2 separate regions of the Mus musculus genome follow, and region 2 is linked to region 1. A link is a loop called in an ENCODE intact Hi-C map of the cell type or tissue named here. Cell type or tissue: heart. All regions are shown on one strand. Links, peaks and the distances in the headings refer to the core of each region. The heading gives the core; the rest is flanking DNA. Region 1 overlaps Fbxo46 (F-box protein 46). Region 2 overlaps Rsph6a (radial spoke head 6 homolog A (Chlamydomonas)).

Region 1 (10,211 bases), core at 2,212-10,211:
TAGCCAACAATGACCTTGACTCTCCTGCTTCCACTTCCCAAGTTCTGGGATCACAGACTCCAAGTACCGTGCTCTTTTAACTTTTATTTTAAAAAACCCAAAAAACTGAAATTGGATTTCAGTCTGCTTAGCTGAGGCTTGATCATATAGTGTGCGTATGTGTCTGTCTGTGTGTGTGTGTGTGTGTGTGTGTGTGTGTATGTGTGTCTGCAAGCTCCAGGGATCTTCCTATTTCTGTATGCCACCTTACTCTGCTTTTTACATGGTGGTCTGATGAAGCCCTGGTCCTCATGCTTGCCTGGCTAGCACTTTTTATGCAGATTGACGTTACCTATGTTTTGAGTGTTGTATGTATCTATGTCTGTACCATGTGCATGCCGTGCCTGTGAAGGCCAGAAGAGAGCATCCGATCCCCTGGAACAGACAGTTGTGAGCCACCACGTGGGTGCTGGGAATTGATGGGGATCCTCTGCAAGAGCTGCCAGTGCTGTAACCCCTGAGCCAGTTCTCCAGCCCTGACCCTTTCTCAAAGCACAGCTTTTCTGAAGAGTTTGCCTCTGGCACCTGCCTTCTTACAGAAAAGGGCATGGCCTCTCTGTATCCTTACTGACTCCTTAATTTGAAATCATAAAGTCAACTTCCATACAGCCCAGCCTCTCACCTGTGTATTTGTTTATTTCTGCCTGGAAACTGCTAGCAAGTTTATTTTCCCTTTATCCAATTAGTATGTCAGCCCCTTGAGGACAAGGATTTCTGTCTCCTGTTCCCTGTGTGTCCCCAATGCCTGGAACTACACTTGTCACAGTATAGGTTTTTCTTTTGTTTTGCCTTTGGCAGGGTCTCACTGGGTAGCCCTGGCTGCCCTGAATTTATGTAGACCAGGCTGGCCCTGAATGCAGAGATCTGCCCACCTCAGTCTGGCCCAAAGTACCAGGATTAAAGGATACACCACCACAGCTAGCTACAGAATAGGTTTGTGGCTTTATAGTTTGTTTGGTTTGTTTTTTTCCAAGATAGGGTTACTCTGTATAATATACCCCTGGCTGTCCTGGTACTCATTTTTTAGACCATGCTGGCCTTGAACTCACAGAGGTCTGTCTGCCTCTGCATCCCAAGTGCTGGGATTATAAAGTTGAGCACTGCCATGCTTGGCCTTGTTTTTGTTGATGGGTTTTTTTTTTTCCAAATACATGTAATTTTATGTGTATGGATATTTTGCCTGCATGCATGTCTGTGGACTATATGTGTACAGTGCCCTCGGAGGCCAGAAGAGGACATTAGATCCTCTGGAACTGGAGTTACGGACAGTTGTGAACGATCATGTGGGTGCTGGAAACAGCCTGACTCCTCTTCAAGAGCAGCCAGTGCTTCTTAATTGCTGAGCCGTCTCTCCAGCCTCCCTATTATTTGCTTCTGTATCTGGGAGAGAGTTCAGGGCCCTCTGCTCGCCAGGTGAGCACTCAAACACTGAGCATTGAGCAGCACCTGCAGCTCCTCGTTGGTGGATTCGAGACACACGCTGTACTCCTGAGCCACGCCCTCAGACTCCTCTTAGGAGCCAGAGCTCCCTGAAAGTTGCTCAGGCTGGCTTTGAACCTGTGATCCTCCATCCTCAGCCTCCCACAGAGCTAGAATTACAGATGTGGCCATCAGGCTTGCTTTGAAGTTGTTTCTGACCTATAATCCTCAGGGCAGAGCCATCTAAACATTTGGACATCTAAAGATCCTGAAAGCAGACAGAAACCAGGCAAGGTTTCTTCCCTGTGTCCCAGTTTTCCCACCTTAGGCTGTCAAACAAGCTGCTTAACCCTCCATACCTTAGTTCTTAACATTGTAGAACAAGATTGAGGATGGTATAGTAGCTGAACTTTAGAGAGCGAGATAATCTGATGCCCAGGTTAAATTAAATAGCCATGGGTGGCTTAGGGGAGCCATGGATGAGCAAGGGCTTGTGGACCCCCGAGGCATCTGAGCCACTCAAGGATCCAGAGTAGCTACAAGGAGAGACCCCTTGAAACAAATAGCCAGGGGGGGAGAGAGCCTCTCACCTACCCAACTTACTGCCACTGAGCAGTGACAGAGGACAGGTGTTCCAAGCAGAATCGAGGTGAGGAAGAGGTCAAGGATAGCCCGGGAAGGTAGTAGGGGCCACCCAGGAGGGAAGTGCTGGGATTTTCTTGGGCAGCTGGCTGCAGTGGCCAGCTATGCAGATGTCTCCAACAGTAGATGTGCAAAAGTTGGCCAGCAGTCAGGCCACCTGCTCATTCACTCGTTCAGACCACATGTATTACACACCTCCCACATGCTAGGGGCTGCTTCTCCAGCTTTCAGTGGGCATAGTAACCTGGGCTATTTAAAGAAATGCACATTTGGGTTCAACCACCCTTAGGTAGGGACCTAGAACCTGTGCTTGTTCCCAGGGGCTGATGCGTGGGTACCGTGTCTCAAGAAGGCAAACTCAAGACAAAGAACAGACATGCATGCCAGCCAAGCTAGCCATGGTAGTGCACATCTGTCATTTGCCGTCCTGAGAAGACTGAGGCAGGAGGTTCCCCAGTTTGAGGCAAGCTTGTACTACACAGTGAGACACAGGGAAATGTCTGCCTTCAAGCTTTCACGTCAATAAGGAGAGGCAGACGGCACACTTAATAAGCAAAATGGTTAGTACAGTGGGCAGTGCGATACATGCTAAGGAGAAAAACTAATGAGGGTTGAGAGTTTGTGTTCTGTTGGGTAGAAGCTATGGGCTTGGATCAAAGGCTTCCTAGAGGCAATTTCTGAGCCAAACCTGAAGGAGATAAAGGGTGAGTCCTGGAGGTAGGTGGGGGACAGTAGTTTAGGCAGCCAGCAGTGACTGTGATGGCTCGGACAACTGAGTGGTGTAATCCATGCCCAGCAAGCATGGGTAATCTGGACAGAATTGCCTCAGTTCAGTGTGAGCAAAGGCTGCTGCCTAGCCCTGCCTAGCCCGTCCCTGCCTGAGCTTCCTTCCTAGTCTTTGACATGACTCGGACCGGCTGGAGGGATGGCTCAAACATTAAGAGCGCTTGCTGCTCTTGCAAAGGGCCTGACTTTGGTTCCCATCTCCCATGTCAAGTGACTCACAACCATCTGTGACTGTAGCTCCAGGGAATCTGACACCCTTTCCTGGCCTCCAACACCCTTTCCTAGCCTCCAACTCCTTTAGCTCTGCACATACACATAGACACACAGACTTTAAAATTTAAAAAATAATAATAATAACAAGAACACTATAGGAAGATGGCTTAGTCCAGTGGTTCCTAATGCTGAGACCCTTTAATACAGTTCGTCATGTTGTGGTGACCCCCAACCATGAAATGATTTCCTTGCTACTTCATAACTCTAATTTTGTTACTGTTATGAATCATAATGTAAATATCTGATAAGCAGGATATCTGTTATAAGACCCCAAGGGGCTGTGACCCGCAGGTTGGGAACTGCTGGTTTAGTTGGCAAAATGCCTGCTCTGCAAACATGCCGACCTGAGCTCAGATCCCCAGCGCCCACCTCAGAAGCCAGGCAGGGCTGTGCGCCTGGAACCAGAACCTAGAGGGCAGTGGGCAGAGACACTTGAATTCCTGCTGCTTATTGGCCACCTAGTCAAGCCACTACCAGAGGTGGGGGACAAACCATGTGCAGTCTGTCATGGTGGTACACTCGACTTTAATCCCACCACTGGGGAGGCAGAGGCTGGCAGATCTATGAATTCAAGGCAAGCTCTAGGCCAGCCAGGGCTACATAGATGAGACCTGTCTCAAAAGAAAAAAACAACAGACATGCCAAGTGATTGAGGAAGACACTTGGTGTTGCCCTCTGGCCACCACACACTCATGTGCATTCACAGGCTCTTATATACTCCCATCCAAGCTCATTCGTATGCCATACGTAGACAGGAAATAGAGACATGAAAATGAAACACGTCAGTTGAGGAGCATGCGTGGGCTCCCAGTGCTCCGAGGCAGGATCAAGAGTTTGAGGCCAGGCTGGAGTACACACTGAGACCCTAGAGAGAGATGTAGGGATTATTTTTTTATGATTTATTTATTATGTGTATATGAGTACACTATCACTGTCTTCAGACACACCAGAAGAGGGTATCAGATGGTTCTGAGCCACCATGTGGTTGCTGGGATTTGAACTCAGGACCTCTGGAAGAGCAGTCAGTGCTCTTAACCTCTGAGCCACCTCTCCTGCCCTAGGTGAGTTAATTTGAAGTGCTTTGCTGCTAACTGCTATTGTGACTAACATGTTTACGCTGCCTGTGAGTGGATGTCTTTCCCCTTCCTGTGAGCTATTACTGGGGAGCCCAGTGTCATCAGTGCATGCATTCAGGAGGGGCCCACAGTGTGTGTATCTCAGGGTGCGGGAATGTGCATCCTCTAATTACGAGGAGCACTTGATGAGGGTGTGGAGCGTGTAGCCCTGCTCCTATCAGCTTCCCTCTCAAGCAGTCTGGGATCGCTGAGTTAATGGTTCTCATTAAAACTGTGGATGACAGGTCTGGAGAAATGGCTTCGCAGTGAAGAGCATTTGCTGCTCTTTCAGAGGGCCGGAGCCGGTTTCCCAGCGCCACATCAGGTGCCCTCATCGTTTGTTTTTATTACCTTTCAAGTGTGTGTATGGGCACCTAGATTCACATGTACTTACCCACACTCAGACACACAAGAGGCCCATACACACACTTGAACGGTAATAAAAACAAATCCTTAAAACTGTAGGTTTGTGGAATTCTTGGCTCCTGTGGAAAAGCCATACACATCTTTAGCTGATAAACCATCTCTCCAGCCACCAGCACTGCACTGAAAGCCACCGTTGAGTTTCACTTGAATCAGCCTGACATAGGCCAGAAACAACACAAGGTGTTTTAATTTTAGGATAAAGTAAAAGTCATTATTGAGTGATTTCCTGTTGTTCCCCTATAGGGAGCGTAAGACAGAAAAGAATGGACATGTCCTTCAAGGCCAAGGCCATGACTGTGGGGACCAGTACAGGGTTAGTAATTGATTTTGGCTGTTCAAATGAGATCTGATGTAGTCTAGGCTGGCCTTGAACTCCTGACCCTCCTACTTTGTTTCCTAATTCCCACCTTCTTTATATTCAATATTTTAAATATATTTTGCCCACACTTAGTCTGTGTACCCCATGCATGCAGTGCCCATAGTGGTCAAAAGAGGGTGTCAGTCCTCTGGAACTGGATTTACAGTCGATTGTGATCTGCCTGCCATATAGGTGCTGAAGCTGAACCTGGGTCCTCTGCAAGAGCAGCCAGAACTTTTAACGCTGAGCCATCACTTTAGCCCCTCGTTTGCCTGTTTGTGTGTTTGTGTGTGTGTGGGGGGGGGGGGGTCGTTGTAGTTTTGCTCATTCCATTTTTATGATTTTAATTTTTATATTACAACAGTCTCACACTATATAACCCAGATTGGCTTAAAACTCTTCCTCCTTCAGCCTCCCAGACTACTGGAATTACAGGCATGAGATGCCATTCCTGCTTGCCTATTTGATTTAAAGGCAAGGTGACTAAGGCTCTGGGTGTCCCACCGAGAAATTTCTCTATCCCCACCACAACTGGTAAACAAAGCTAGAGTCTCTGACCTCTCTCCCATACTCTTCTTTCTGCACCAGTCCTCAATCTCCTGGCGCAGTGTCCCTTTAAATCTTTAACGTCAATCAGGGCTCTGGTTTTAAGGGAACATCGAGTAATATACCTCCCTTTGAGTGCATCTGCCTGTGTCCGGACCGGGTTACCAGGTTTCCGGTTCGGCAGTGTTGGGCTCTGGGAATTTGTCCCTACTCCCGTAATACTGTTTCCATCCCGCCCACCTCCTCCCAGTAACCTCCCGCCTACTTGCTGTCCTGGCCCCTTTGCCAGGGCCTTCCTTATTTGGGCACGGCTCTGAACCCCGGTCGCTCATTGGCTCGGGCCGTCACGCGCGCGTCTGTCAACAAAGGGGCGGATCGGAGTGCGCAGCGTGCCTGCCCGCGCGAGGGGGGCGGGCCCACAAGGCTAGAGTGCGCATGCTTGTAGGTCGCCCTTCTCCCTACCGCCTGGAGGAGGCGCTGCGGGTGAGGGCGCCTGGGGGGCGTGTCCGGGTGTTTGGCGGGGGTCACCGGAGGGGCTCCAAAGGAGGCGGGTCCAAGATCTGGGGGATTCGTTTGCTTCTAAGCGATATTTGAGCTATTGGGGGAAGTTGTGGATGTGGAAGGGGTACTTTAGGGTTCCCTGGGGCTTAAGAAACCTTGGGTTCACGTTATTTTGTAATGTGGAAGGCTTGGTTGCATTTTATGAGTGGCCTTTGTGGCTGTGGCTGGGGGTGTATGGTGGGCACAAGATGAGAATATTTCGGGGCCAGAATCCTTGGGCTTGAATACTTCCTACCTTTGTCACCAAGGGCAGGAGGACACTTTCCTTTCATGGCTCATCTGCAAACAGCTGCGGGATTCGGGACACATGTCTGCTATTGTACCTCTCCTGGTAGCACTGGGGGCTATTGAAATGTATTTGGTTTGGGATTCGTTTTAAATAGGGTTTTATTATGTCTGGGTTCTTTCAAGGTTCCTGAACTTCGGGGGAATGAAGGGGTAGAGAGTCAGGATTGGTGTCTGGAATGAGCTAAGGCCCACTGAGTCACTTGTGATCTCAAATACTTGAGATTCAGGTATTTTGTATGTCTTCAGATATATGGAAAGTTATTGATGGTTGGACTTTTCTGTGCTGGACAACATACTGGTTTGTTTTGTTTTGTTTTTCGAGACAGGGTTTCTCTGTGTAGCCCTGGCTGTCCTGGAACTCACTTTGTAGACCAGGCTGGCCTCGAATTTAGAAATCCGCCTGCCTCTGCCTCCTGAGTGCTGGGATTAAAGGTGTGCGCCACCACCGCCCGGCTATTTTTTTTTTTAATTTTAATGTATATGGTTGTTTTGCATGCATGTGTATGCATCACATACGTACCTGGTGCTGTTGGAAACCAGATCTTCTGGAACTGGAGTTATAGAGAGCCTCCCTGTGGGTGCTGGGAACCAAACTTGGGCCCTCTATAAGAGCAACAAGTGCTTTTAACTGCTGAGCCATCTCTTCAGCCCTCTAGTCTTATTTTATTTATTTATGAGACAAGGTCTCTCGGTAGCACTAGTTGGCCTAGGACTAGATATATAGAACAGGCTGGCCTTAAGCTCACAGAGATCCACTAGCTTCTACCTCCCAAGTGCTGGAATTGAAGGTGTGCACCACTTTGGGTTGGTTGGTTTGTTTCGACAGGGTCTGGAACTCCTTAGCCTCCTGTCTGATGTCATATCCTCCCAAGTGCTGGGACTACAGGCATGTTCCACCAGGCTGTGGGGGAGGAGATTGAGTTTTTAAAGGAGAATTTGAAAAAGTCTGGACATTTGGTGGGACATTAAGGTACTGGAAATGAGGGTAGGAGGTTTGGGTGAGAATTCTTAAGACTGGGGTCCTGTCACTGGTGATGGTGTGTGGAGGCTGAGTTTTGAATGGCACCTGCAGGACCGTGAAGTGCTAGTTTACCAGAATTGTCTGGACTTAGAGTGGGCAGTCTATCCCACAGCATCAGCTAACTTTTTCTGTGACGGACTAGGTAATGAACTATTTCCAGCCAAACAGTTATTGATGCAGCCCTGTTCTTTTTGCATGAAAGCAGCCATAATTTGTTTCCATAAAACTTAATTTACAAAGACACACAGTGGACTGGACCTAATTCTCGGCATGTAGTTTTACTTTAGTTCTGTTTCATTGGCATGATCAGGGCTTAAAAGTATGAAGGGTTATTCTCTTCATTTTTGTTTGTTTGTTTGTTTGGTGGTTTATTTTTAGACACGGTCTGACAATGTAGCCCAGGTTGATCTGGACCGCTGCATCTTTTTGCCTCAGCCTCTCCAGTTCTGAGATTACAGGCATAAATTACCATGCCCTGCTGGAGGGTTATTTGCATGTTGAGATGTCTGGAAGGGATGGGCCAAAGATGGAGACAAGGGGTCTGCTACTCACTGGTAAGTAGAAAGTGGAACAGAAAATGTTGCCATCGGACTCGTTAACAAAACTGCTTCCAGATTAGTTGATGCATGCAAAGTCATGGAAAAACAGAAAAGAATCATTATTAAGGATACCCTCAATAGATGCTGTGACTGGGGCCTGTGGTCCCACATACCTGGGAGGCTGAGGCAAGGTGACTGCTAGGAACCTGGTGAGAGCCTGTCTTACCTAGTGAGTTTCAAGGCAGCTGGGGGCTAAAGAGTGAGATCATGTCTCCAAAAATAAACAATCTCAAAAAAACCATGAGTATAGTGTTTTACCTTTGTAACCCCAGAATGAGGAATCCCAGAGGATTGGGTTGCTGTGAGTTCAAGACTAGCCTGAGCTACCATGAGGCCCTGTCCTCAAAAGGACAGAAAGACCCATCGCCATCGTATTTAAGTACCCCATGGCCAGGCTGGAGAAATGGCTCTACAGTTAATAGCACTAACTTCTCTTCCAGAGGTCCTGAGTTCTAATCCCAGCAACCACATGATGGCTCACAACCATCTGTAATGAGGTCTGATGCCCTCCAGTGTGTCTGAATACAGCTACTGTGTATGTGTATGTATGTGTGTATATATACATACATATACATATATATATATACATATATATATACATATACATATACATATACATATACAAACAAGTGGAGAGTGAAGTCCTTTTTTTTTTCTTTCTATTTTTATTTACTTTATGTCTATGAGTGCTCGGCTGCATGTACAGCTGCATGCCAGAAGAGGGCATCAAATCCCTTTTAGATGGTCATGAGCCACCATGTGGATGCTGGGAATTGAACTTAGGACCTCTGAAAGAGCAGACAGTGCTCTTAACCGCAGAGCCATCTCTCCAATCCTAAGAGTGAATTTCTTAAGGGCCTGTCTAGATCTAGCTTCATATTTTTCTCCCCTGTCTAATCACTTCATCCCTGTGTGTGCTCCAGCAGCCGAGACTATGGAGAAGGCTGGACCTGGCTGCTGGAGGGCACATGTAAGAAGGAGGAGCCTGGTCAGCCTGGTACTTTCCCTTAAAGGTCAAGCCAGGTGTGGTATTTCACTCCTTTAATTCTGGTACTTGGGAGACAGAAGCAGGTGGGTCTCTGAGTTGAAGGACAGCCAGGTCTATGTAATGAGTTTTAGGACAGCCAGGGCTACACACAGAGAGACCCTGTCTCAAAAAAAAACAAAAACAAAAACAAAAACCAGTTATAGGAGACCAGGAAATTTGGGGGCATCCCTCTGCTTACCTGATGTGGGGCTAGAAGAGTTTTGTTCTCTTGGCCATGCTAGAGACACAATCCAGCCTAGTAAGTAGGCTACCACTGAGCCACAGCCCAAGTCCCTCACTGGGTAAAGTCATGCGAGTGCTGTTGCTGTACCACAGAACCACACTCCCAGCTCTTTTCTGGGGGATTCCAGACAGTGGCTCTTACCAGTGAGCCACGTCCCTAGCCAAAGAGAGTTAGAAAGTGTGTGTATGTGTGTGTGGTCTCATTCCTCCTCCTACATGCAGTGGTTAGGCTTGCACCCCTCCACTCTCTGGGACACACAGTTCTCAGTGCCTTAAGTTGGCCTGTCCCCTGGGCAGAAGTTTAAGTGTGGGTGGTGTTGGTAAGAAAGGCCATGAGCTCACTGTTGCAGCCTTCTGTGTCTGCAGGTGGCCTGGAGAGCTCCCCACTACCATCCTGGCCCTGAGGCTGAGTGACTACCTGCTGCTGCTTGTCATTGCTGCCCAGCATGGACAGGGGCAGCCTCCTGCCCTTCCAACTCTGGTGCCCCCGGCCCTTCAGCAAGTATTCCCAGAACCAGCCGCGCCCACCTTCCACAGCCCTCAAGCCGCCAGTCTGTCCTGACACAAGCAGCGGGACTGAGCCCGACCACAGGCCTGCGCACTTGGAGAGCACACCACCTGCCGTGGCTGCAGAAGCCCCCACCTCCCAGCCTGCTCCACTCCTCTCTACAGCAGCTTCCGGTGATGAAGGTCGGGTCCTGCTGGACACGTGGTATGTTATCAAGCCTGGAAATACAAAGGAGAAGGTGGCCTTCTTTGTGGCCCACCAGTGTGGTGGAAGTAGCCGGGCCAGCTCTATGAAGGTCAAAGGGCACTGGGGCAGTGACAGCTCCAAAGCTAAGAGGAGGAGGCGCTGCCTTGAGCCCAC
Region 2 (8,000 bases), core at 1-8,000, 63 kb before region 1:
TCTGCCTTTTAAGGACATGAGCTACCATGCCTGGCAACAATGGCATTTTTGTCCAGTAGAACAAGAAAGCAAGGGTAGTAGGGCAATCCAGCTATGCCCCTGTGGGATGATTCTATTGTCACCCCATTACTATTAGGGCGCAGAGCATGGCCGCCCATGCACTGTTGCCTGTTGGTACCCAAAGAGCTACCGTTGGCTGCAGGCTTCACATCCTATGCTTTGGTCAGGTTAAAGAGAAAATGATTCTTTTTTGGTGTGGTTTCTTCTTCCTTTTTTCCCCTTCTTCTTCATCAGGGGACACTCTCCCCAGGACATTTCCAAACTGGTGGCTTAAGTCGCCCAAGTCTGTTGACTCTGGCGAAGGAGTTGGGCTAGATGACTGGCTCGGGTCTTGCTGCTGGCCCAGTTCCGTTCCCAGGACCCGAGCGATGGCAGGAGGATCAGGCTAGGAAGTCTTGAGACTTCCTTCTACCCATTTCTCAATCCCTGTTGCAGACTGACAGCCCGGTGCCCAACATCATGGAGACCGCCTTCTACTTCGAGCAGGCGGGCGTGGGGCTGAGCTCGGACGAAAGCTTCCGAATCTTCCTGGCCCTGAAGCAGCTGGTGGAGCAGCAGCCCATCCACATGTGCCGCTTCTGGGGCAAGATCCTGGGCCTGAGCCGCAGCTACCTGGTGGCTGAGGTGGAGTTCCGCGAGGGCGAGGAGGAGGGAGAGGAGGAGGAGGTGGAGGAGATGATGGAGGGAGGCGAGGTCTTGGAGACGCACGGTGAGGAGGAGGGAGAGGAGGATGAGGAGAAGGTGGTGGACAGCGTGCCCAAGCCACAGTGGAAGCCGCCGCCCATCATCCCCAAGGAGGAGAGCCGCAGTGGCACCAACAAATACCTGTACTTCGTGTGCAACGAGCCAGGCCGCCCGTGGACGCGCCTGCCGCACGTGACGCCCGCGCAGATCGTGTGCGCGCGCAAGATCAAAAAGTTCTTCACTGGCTTCCTGGACACGCCGGTCATCAGCTATCCGCCCTTCCCGGGCAACGAGGCCAACTATCTCCGCGCGCAGATTGCGCGCATCTCCGCCGCCACACACATCAGCCCGCTGGGCTTCTACCAGTTCGGCGAGGAGGAGGGCGATGAGGAGGAGGAGGGCGGCGCGGGACGCGATTCCTTTGAGGAGAACCCCGACTTTGAGGGCATCCCCGTGTTGGAGCTCGTGGACTCCATGGCCAACTGGGTACATCACACTCAGCACATCCTGCCTCAGGTGAGGATGGAGCTAGGATGGAGCTTCCCACCCTGTACACTGCCTAGGACCTACCCCAATCCAGCCCAGCATCCATCCATCCATCCATCCATCATTCCATCCATCCATCCATCATCCATCCATCCATCATCCATCCATCCATTCATCCATCCATCCATCCACCCGCCTACCTACCCATCCATCCACTCACCCATTCATCCAACCATGACCCAAAGCAACTTTGAAAAGAAAAGGTTTATTTGGCTACATATCCACTGAGGAAAGTCTGGGCAGGAACCTGGATACAGGACAGAAGCAGAGGCCATGGAGGAATGCTGCTTACCGGCTTGCTCCCCATGGTTTGAATCAGCCTACTTTCTTATACAGCCCCAGACCACTTGCCCAGGGATGGCATCGCCCACAGTGAGTTGAGCCCTCTCACACCAACCGTCAATCAAGAATATTCCCCCACAGACTTGCTTGCAGGCCAATCTGACGGATGTTTTTTCTCAGCTGGAGTTCCATCTTCCCAGATGGCTTTGCAGCAGCAGCAGCAGCAGCAGACCAGTGCCACAGGCAGAAGCCACCACACTTGTGACCAAGGACTGATCCCCATGTATGGCTGAGAAAACGTGAAGTGGCTTTATGCTGTGTACCTGCCTCCATTTTTATTCAAAGAGCCATCATTGATCAGAGGGAGTTCAAGGGCATACACATGCACACCTACACACACACACCAATAGGAGTGTTAATTGGCTTGACAGAGTACACCAATTCAATGAGGGAGGCACAGGTGACTCTACCACTGTTGAATGACACTCCCTGAGCAGAAATACTGAGATATATATCCTTTATCAACAATGTGTCCAGTCATAGAAGCTGCTGTCCCAAGGCAGTTGCTAGCGCATAACTGGGGCAGCCTTTGGAGCCACAGGGACAAGCCCACTGTTCTAGGGGCCTATTTGGCCCCTCAGCTTCTCCCACAGTAGGCTAGGCTCTGTCTTAGGGCGCCACCTGACGTTGCTGTTGCATCCGCAGGGGCGCTGTACATGGGTGAACCCACTGCAGAAAACAGAGGAGGAAGAAGAGCTAGGGGAGGAGGAAGAGAAGGCAGACGAGGCAATGGAGGAGGTGGAGCAGGAGGTCGGTCCTCCGCTTCTGACTCCGCTCTCAGAAGATGCAGGTAAGTCCCTTCCTATCTGGGCAGGCGCAGTGCCAGCCTTAGCGGGGTTGGTAGAGCAGGGAGAGCAACACACCTGGAAGCACTGATGTCTCGCATCCTCTGAGCCTCAGTGGGGATTGCTTATGTACAGCGGGCATGGGAGCACAAGCCCGCCATCCGAGCATCGGGGAAGGAAGAAGCAGGAGGCTCATGAGCAGTCCTCAGCTCTACCAGGAGGTTGAGACTCCAGGCTGGGCCACGTGACACCGTTTGTATATGAGTACTCTGTTTGCATGTATGCCTGCATGACAGAAGAGGGTATCAGATCCCATTACAGATGGTTGTGAGCCACCATGTGGGTGCTGGGAATTGAACTCAGGACCTCTGGAAGAGCAGCCAGTGCTCTTAACGGCTAAGCCGTCTCTCCAGCTTGAGACCCTGTTTGATTTTGTGTTTGTTCGTTTTAAAATATTGATTGATTGATTGATTGTTTTTGTGTTTAAAAGAAACCCTTATGGGTCTGAGGGAACGTGTCCATCTTTTATCTAAGCGTGGCATGTGACAGTGACCATGGCCTTGAGACAAAGACTCTTTCTTGGTTTTCCCTTTTTTTTTGGGGGGGGGGAGCATCAGGGGAGAGAGGCCAGAGCCAGGGATCTCGGTGTGAGTCCTAGCTCTTGCACGGGGGGGGGGGGGGGGGGACGGGGACGGGGGGGGGGGCGATCCATCCCTTCTTTCCTGTCTCTCCGCCCACATGATAAGGCAGGGCGTGGCAAGCCCTGACCACTCCACCCCACCCCGCCCCTTTCCTTCTCCTACAGAAATCATGCACCTGTCGCCCTGGACCACCCGCCTCTCCTGCAGCCTCAGCCCTCAGTACTCGGTGGCCATCGTGCGCTCCAACCTCTGGCCAGGGGCCTATGCCTACGCCACTGGCAAGTACGCCGTTGCCCTGACTCAAGGGTCCGCCTATGGTAAAGAAATCTTATCTGCCAGGATCCATGATAGTTTCTCTCAAAAGACTGACAAGTCCCGCCAGGCATGGCGGCACAGGTCCTTAATCTCAAAAGCTGGGAGGCAGAGGCAGGCAGATCTCTGTGAGTTCAAGGGCAGCCTGGGCTACACAGAGAGACCCTGTCTCAAAAAATACATATAGGGGTTGGAGAGATGACTCCGCAGTTAAGAGCACTGACTGCTCTTCCAGAGGTCCTGAGTTCAGTTTCCAGCAACCACATGATGTCTTACAACCATCTGTAATAAGATCTGCTGCCCTCTTCTGGTGTGTCTGAAGACAGATACAATGTACTCACATAAATAAAATACATATAAAAGTTATATATAGCCGGGCGTGGTGGCTCACGCCTTTAATCTCAGCACTTGGGAGGCAGAGACAGGCAGATTTCTGAGTTCGAGGCCACCCTGGTCTACAAAGTGAGTTCCAGGACAGCTAGCGCTATACAGAGAAACCCTGTCTCAAAAAACCAAAAAACCAAAAAAGTTACATATACATATGTCATATGCAATGTATTATATATAAATAATATATAATAACACACATATATCACCTCCACTCCCCTTCCCGTCATTCATTCATTCATTCATTCATTCATTCATTCATTCAGTTTTTGGGTTTTTTTTTTCTGAGCCCTTCTTACCTTTAAATTGTCTCTAAATCCCTAAACCAGCTTGGCTGCAATCCCTGCTCTGCCCACCAGAGGGCAGAACTTTTCTGCTCTGAACTTGAACTTGCTCTGGGTTTTGTACAGAAGGAATTTCATGCAAACTTTAACCATATTCTTGTCGATTATTATTATTATTATTATTGTCCAGAATCTGAAAGTAGAGTTTTTCTAACCCTCCTATTCTATGCCAACACCACACATTATTTCTCTGTGTGGCCTTGGCTGTCCTGTAACTTGCTTTGCCTCAGAGGCCTACCTGCCTCTGCCTCCCCAGTGGGGGAATTAAAGGGCAACATTATTATTATTATTATTATTTTTTGGTTTTTTGAGACAGGGTTTCTCTGTATAGCCCTGGCTGTCCTGGAACTCACTCTGTAGACCAGGCTGGCCTCGAACTCAGAAATCTGCCTGCCTCTGCCTCCCAAGTGCTGGGATTAAAGGCATGCGCCACCACTGCCTGGCTCATCTTCTGCCTTTTTTTAAAAATTAATTTATTTTATGTATGTAAGTACACTGTAGCTGTCTTCAAACACCCCAGAGGAGGGTGTCAGATCCCATTACAGATGGTTGTGAGACACCATGTGGTTGCTGGGAATTAAACTCAGGACCTCTGGAAGAGCAGTCAGTTTTCTTAACCACTGAGCCATATCTCCAGCCCATCTTCTGCCTTTTTATAGAAGAATATACTAAACAAAGTCATGCATATTATTTACGTGTATTTTTTTTTCACGCCCTTGCATGCCCAGGTTACTTTATGTGCACCATATCATGCAGGCACCTTTGACAGCCAGAAGAGGGCGCTGTTGGGCCTCCAGGACTTGAGTTGTATGTGGTTGTGAGCCTCCTGGTTTTGGTGCCAAAAACCAAACCAGTGGGCACTCCTAGCAGCAGAGCCATCACTCCAGCTAAAGAGAAATTTTGTTTTGTTTTATGTGGGATTCTTCTTCTTCTTCTTCTTCTTTTTTTTTTTTTTTTTTTTTTTTTTTTTGAGACATGATCATCTGGAACTCACAATGTAGACCAGGCTGGCCTCAAACTCACAGAGATCTACCTGCCTTTGGCCCCAAATGCTGGGTTGAAGGCGTGCTCCACTGTCAGTGTGGAAGAATCTTTTAACATTAACTAAGGGTGGCTGAGCACACACGTGCCCTCATTTCAGCAGGGTCTCTGTGGCTATGCTGTGCTGTGTACTCCAGGCTAGCTCCTTGAACTTCCACACAAGATTGTCCTGTCTCTACCTCCCATATCTCCATCTGACTTTTTATATGGGTTCCAGGATCAAACCTGAGCTCACCCACTTGTGCTGCCGTCTCTCTGCCCCCCAAAGAGCCTTTTTGTTGCTGATGCAGGGTTTCACTATGCTGCCCTGGCTGGCCTTGAACTCTCAATCCTTCTGCCCCCCGCTTCTGGGGTACTGGGATTACAGGCGCATATCATCACACGAGGCTCTATAGATGAGCCTGACATGGTGGCACACAGCTTTAGACTCAGGGCAGGAGCAGGGGCCGGGGCCGGGGGCAGACCTCTGAGTTCAAGGTCAGCCTGTTCTAGAGTTCCAGGAAAGCCAGGGCTACCTTGGGCAGCTGCATGAGGGACCAACCCCAGACCCTTGTGGGGAAGGCAGCCAGGGATGCGACCGTGGGAACACAAGGACAGTCATCAGTTGTACAACACCAGTTACAAAGCAGATAAGCTCCTAATTGCATGCCTGAGTCCTCCGGGATTCTGTAGAACAGCAACCTTCATTCTTCATTCCACAGGGAAAGGAAGTGCCAGTGAGGGACAGACAGGAGGAATATTCTAGACCAGGTTTACATATGAAATATATAGGACTCACTGAGAATCTGGCAAAGATGAAAATTCTAGTTCTAACATCTAGTAAAAAGCCTGGGGTTCAGGCTGATTTTTTGTATTGTGGTGCTGGGATTGAATGCAGGGTTTAAGCCTGTTCTAGGCAAGTGCCCTATTGCTGAGCCACGCCCCCAACTCCACGCTGGAGGATTCTAGGCAGGGGCTCTACTACTGAGCCACATTCCCAACCTTTCATTTTACTTTTTTTTGGTTAGTTTTTTTTGTTTTGTTTTGTTTTTTGTTTTTTGTTTTTCGAGACAGGGTGTCTCTGTGTAGCCCTGGCTGTCCTGGAACTCACTTTGTAGACCAGGCTGGCCTCAACTCAGAAATCCACCTGCCTCTGCCTCCTGAGTGCTGGGATTAAAGGCGTGCACCATCACGCCTGGCTCTCATTTTACTTTAAAAAAATTTTTTTATATATTATTTATTTTATATATATGACAAGTACACTGTCGCTATCTTCAGACTCACCAGAAGAGGGCATCAGATCCCATTACAGATGGTTCTGAGCCACTATGTGGTTGCTGGAATTTGAACTCAGAACCTCTAGAAGAGCAGTCAGTGCTCTTAACTGCTGAGCCATCTCTCCAGCACTCATTTCACTTTTTGAGAAAAGATTTATCTATTTTTATTTAATGTGCATTGGTGTTTGGCTGTATGTATGTCTGGGTGAGGGTGCTAGATCCCCTAAAACTGTAGTTACAGACAGCTGTGAGCTGCTGTGTGGATTGAACCTGGGTCTTCAAGAAGAGCAACCAATGTTCTTAACTGTGGAGGCATCTCTCCAGCTGCCACTGCCCCTCCTCGCCCCCTGCCCCCTGTCCCCTGCCCACTCCCTGTTTCCAGACACACCAGAAGAGGGCATCAGATCTCCTTACAGGTGGTTGTAAGCCACCCTGTGGTTGCTGGGAATTGAACTCATGACCTTCGGAAGAGCAGTCAGTGCTCTTATCCATTGAACCATCTCTCCAGCCCCACCACTCCCACATTTTTACACAAACCTTTTGCATGTAGCCAGGAACCCTGAATGTCTTGGAACTTGCTTTATAGAGCAGGCTGGCCTTGAACACAGAAATCCCCCTGCCTCTGCCTCCTGAGTGCTGGGATTAAAGGCGTGCGCCACCACTGCCCAGGTCTATTTTTCACTTTTTATTTCATAACAAGTCTTTGGAATCTGGAACGTGTTTTCCATTAAAATGAATCTCAGCTTCGTTTTGAAGTTTTCATCAGAAAGTCTTCCTCGGGCTGGTGAGATGGCTCAGTGGGTTAGAGCACCCGACTGCTCTTCCGAAGGTCCAGAGTTCAAATCCCAGCAACCACATGGTGGCTCACAACCATCCGTAACAAGATCTGACCCCCTCTTCTGAGTGTCTGAAGACAGCTACAATGTACTTACATATAATAAATAAATAAATCTTTTTAAAAAAAAAAAAAAAAAAAAAAAAAAAGAAAGTCTTCCTCAGCTGATGGCATTGGGCTCATGATTCCAGTAAGCTCAGAGTATCAGGAAGTCAATGCAGGAAGAAGATGGGGTGTTCCAAGGCCAGCTTTGGCTGCAGAGTCAGCTTAAGGCCAGGTTGAGCAACTTAGAATTTATTTCAAGATAAAAAAAAAGAGCGTAGGCTACTGCTTTATGGTAAATCACTGGCCTAAAACTTCCCAGTGAGGGACTTGAATGTGACTCAGTGGTAGAGCCCCTGCCTAGAATCCCCCAGTGAGGGGCTGGGGGCGTGGCTCAGTGGTAGAGCCCCTGCCTAGAATCCCCCAATGAGGGGCTGGGGGCGTGGCTCAGTGGTAGAGCCCCTGCTTAGAATCCCCCAGTGAGGGGCACGGGGTGTGGCTCAGCAGTTAAGTGCTTGTCTAGCTAGTAGGAGACCCTGGCTTCAATCTCCATTACCACTGGGAAAAAGAAATTAACCTTAGCCAGGCTACTAATACACATCAATTATCCAAGTAGGAACAAAGCTGAGGTAGAAAGATCTCCCGTTTATGGCCAGCCTGGGATACATAGTGACACGCTCCCCTAGAGAGAGAGAGAGAGAGGGGAAAAAAAGAAGCAGATTCAT

Evidence for each region. Hi-C counts contacts between places; a loop is a spot of excess contacts. Peaks named below come from ENCODE experiments on the same cell type or tissue, not always from the same donor. Only the 100,000 strongest peaks of a DNase experiment are listed, where the experiment ranks them.
Region 2: it touches region 1 in a loop (2.5-fold over the local background); 2 of 42 quality-filtered maps call a loop at or near these places.

What each region holds. Positions count from the first base shown.
Region 1 is chr7:19,125,669-19,135,879 of GRCm38, forward strand. It overlaps Fbxo46 (F-box protein 46), which reads left to right. Exons shown (of 2, transcript NM_175530.3): 2 at 9,710-10,211. The coding sequence starts at 9,790. Among named protein-coding and RNA genes, the nearest start is that of Fbxo46, 11 kb to the left of the region's middle. In heart, for the core only: CTCF peaks have their summits at 5,181, 6,069 and 8,786 (motif pointing right); a DNase peak (open chromatin) is centred at 5,903; H3K4me3 peaks cover 1,750 bases; H3K27ac peaks cover 1,957 bases.
Region 2 is chr7:19,064,812-19,072,811 of GRCm38, forward strand. Rsph6a (radial spoke head 6 homolog A (Chlamydomonas)) reads left to right here. Exons shown (of 6, transcript NM_031255.2): 3 at 496-1,260; 4 at 2,278-2,422; 5 at 3,223-3,340. Among named protein-coding and RNA genes, the nearest start is that of Dmwd, 7.4 kb to the right of the region's middle. In heart, for the core only: CTCF peaks have their summits at 4,112 (motif pointing right), 4,873 (motif pointing right) and 6,406 (motif pointing right); no DNase peak of the experiment used is centred there; H3K4me3 peaks cover 717 bases; H3K27me3 peaks cover 3,651 bases.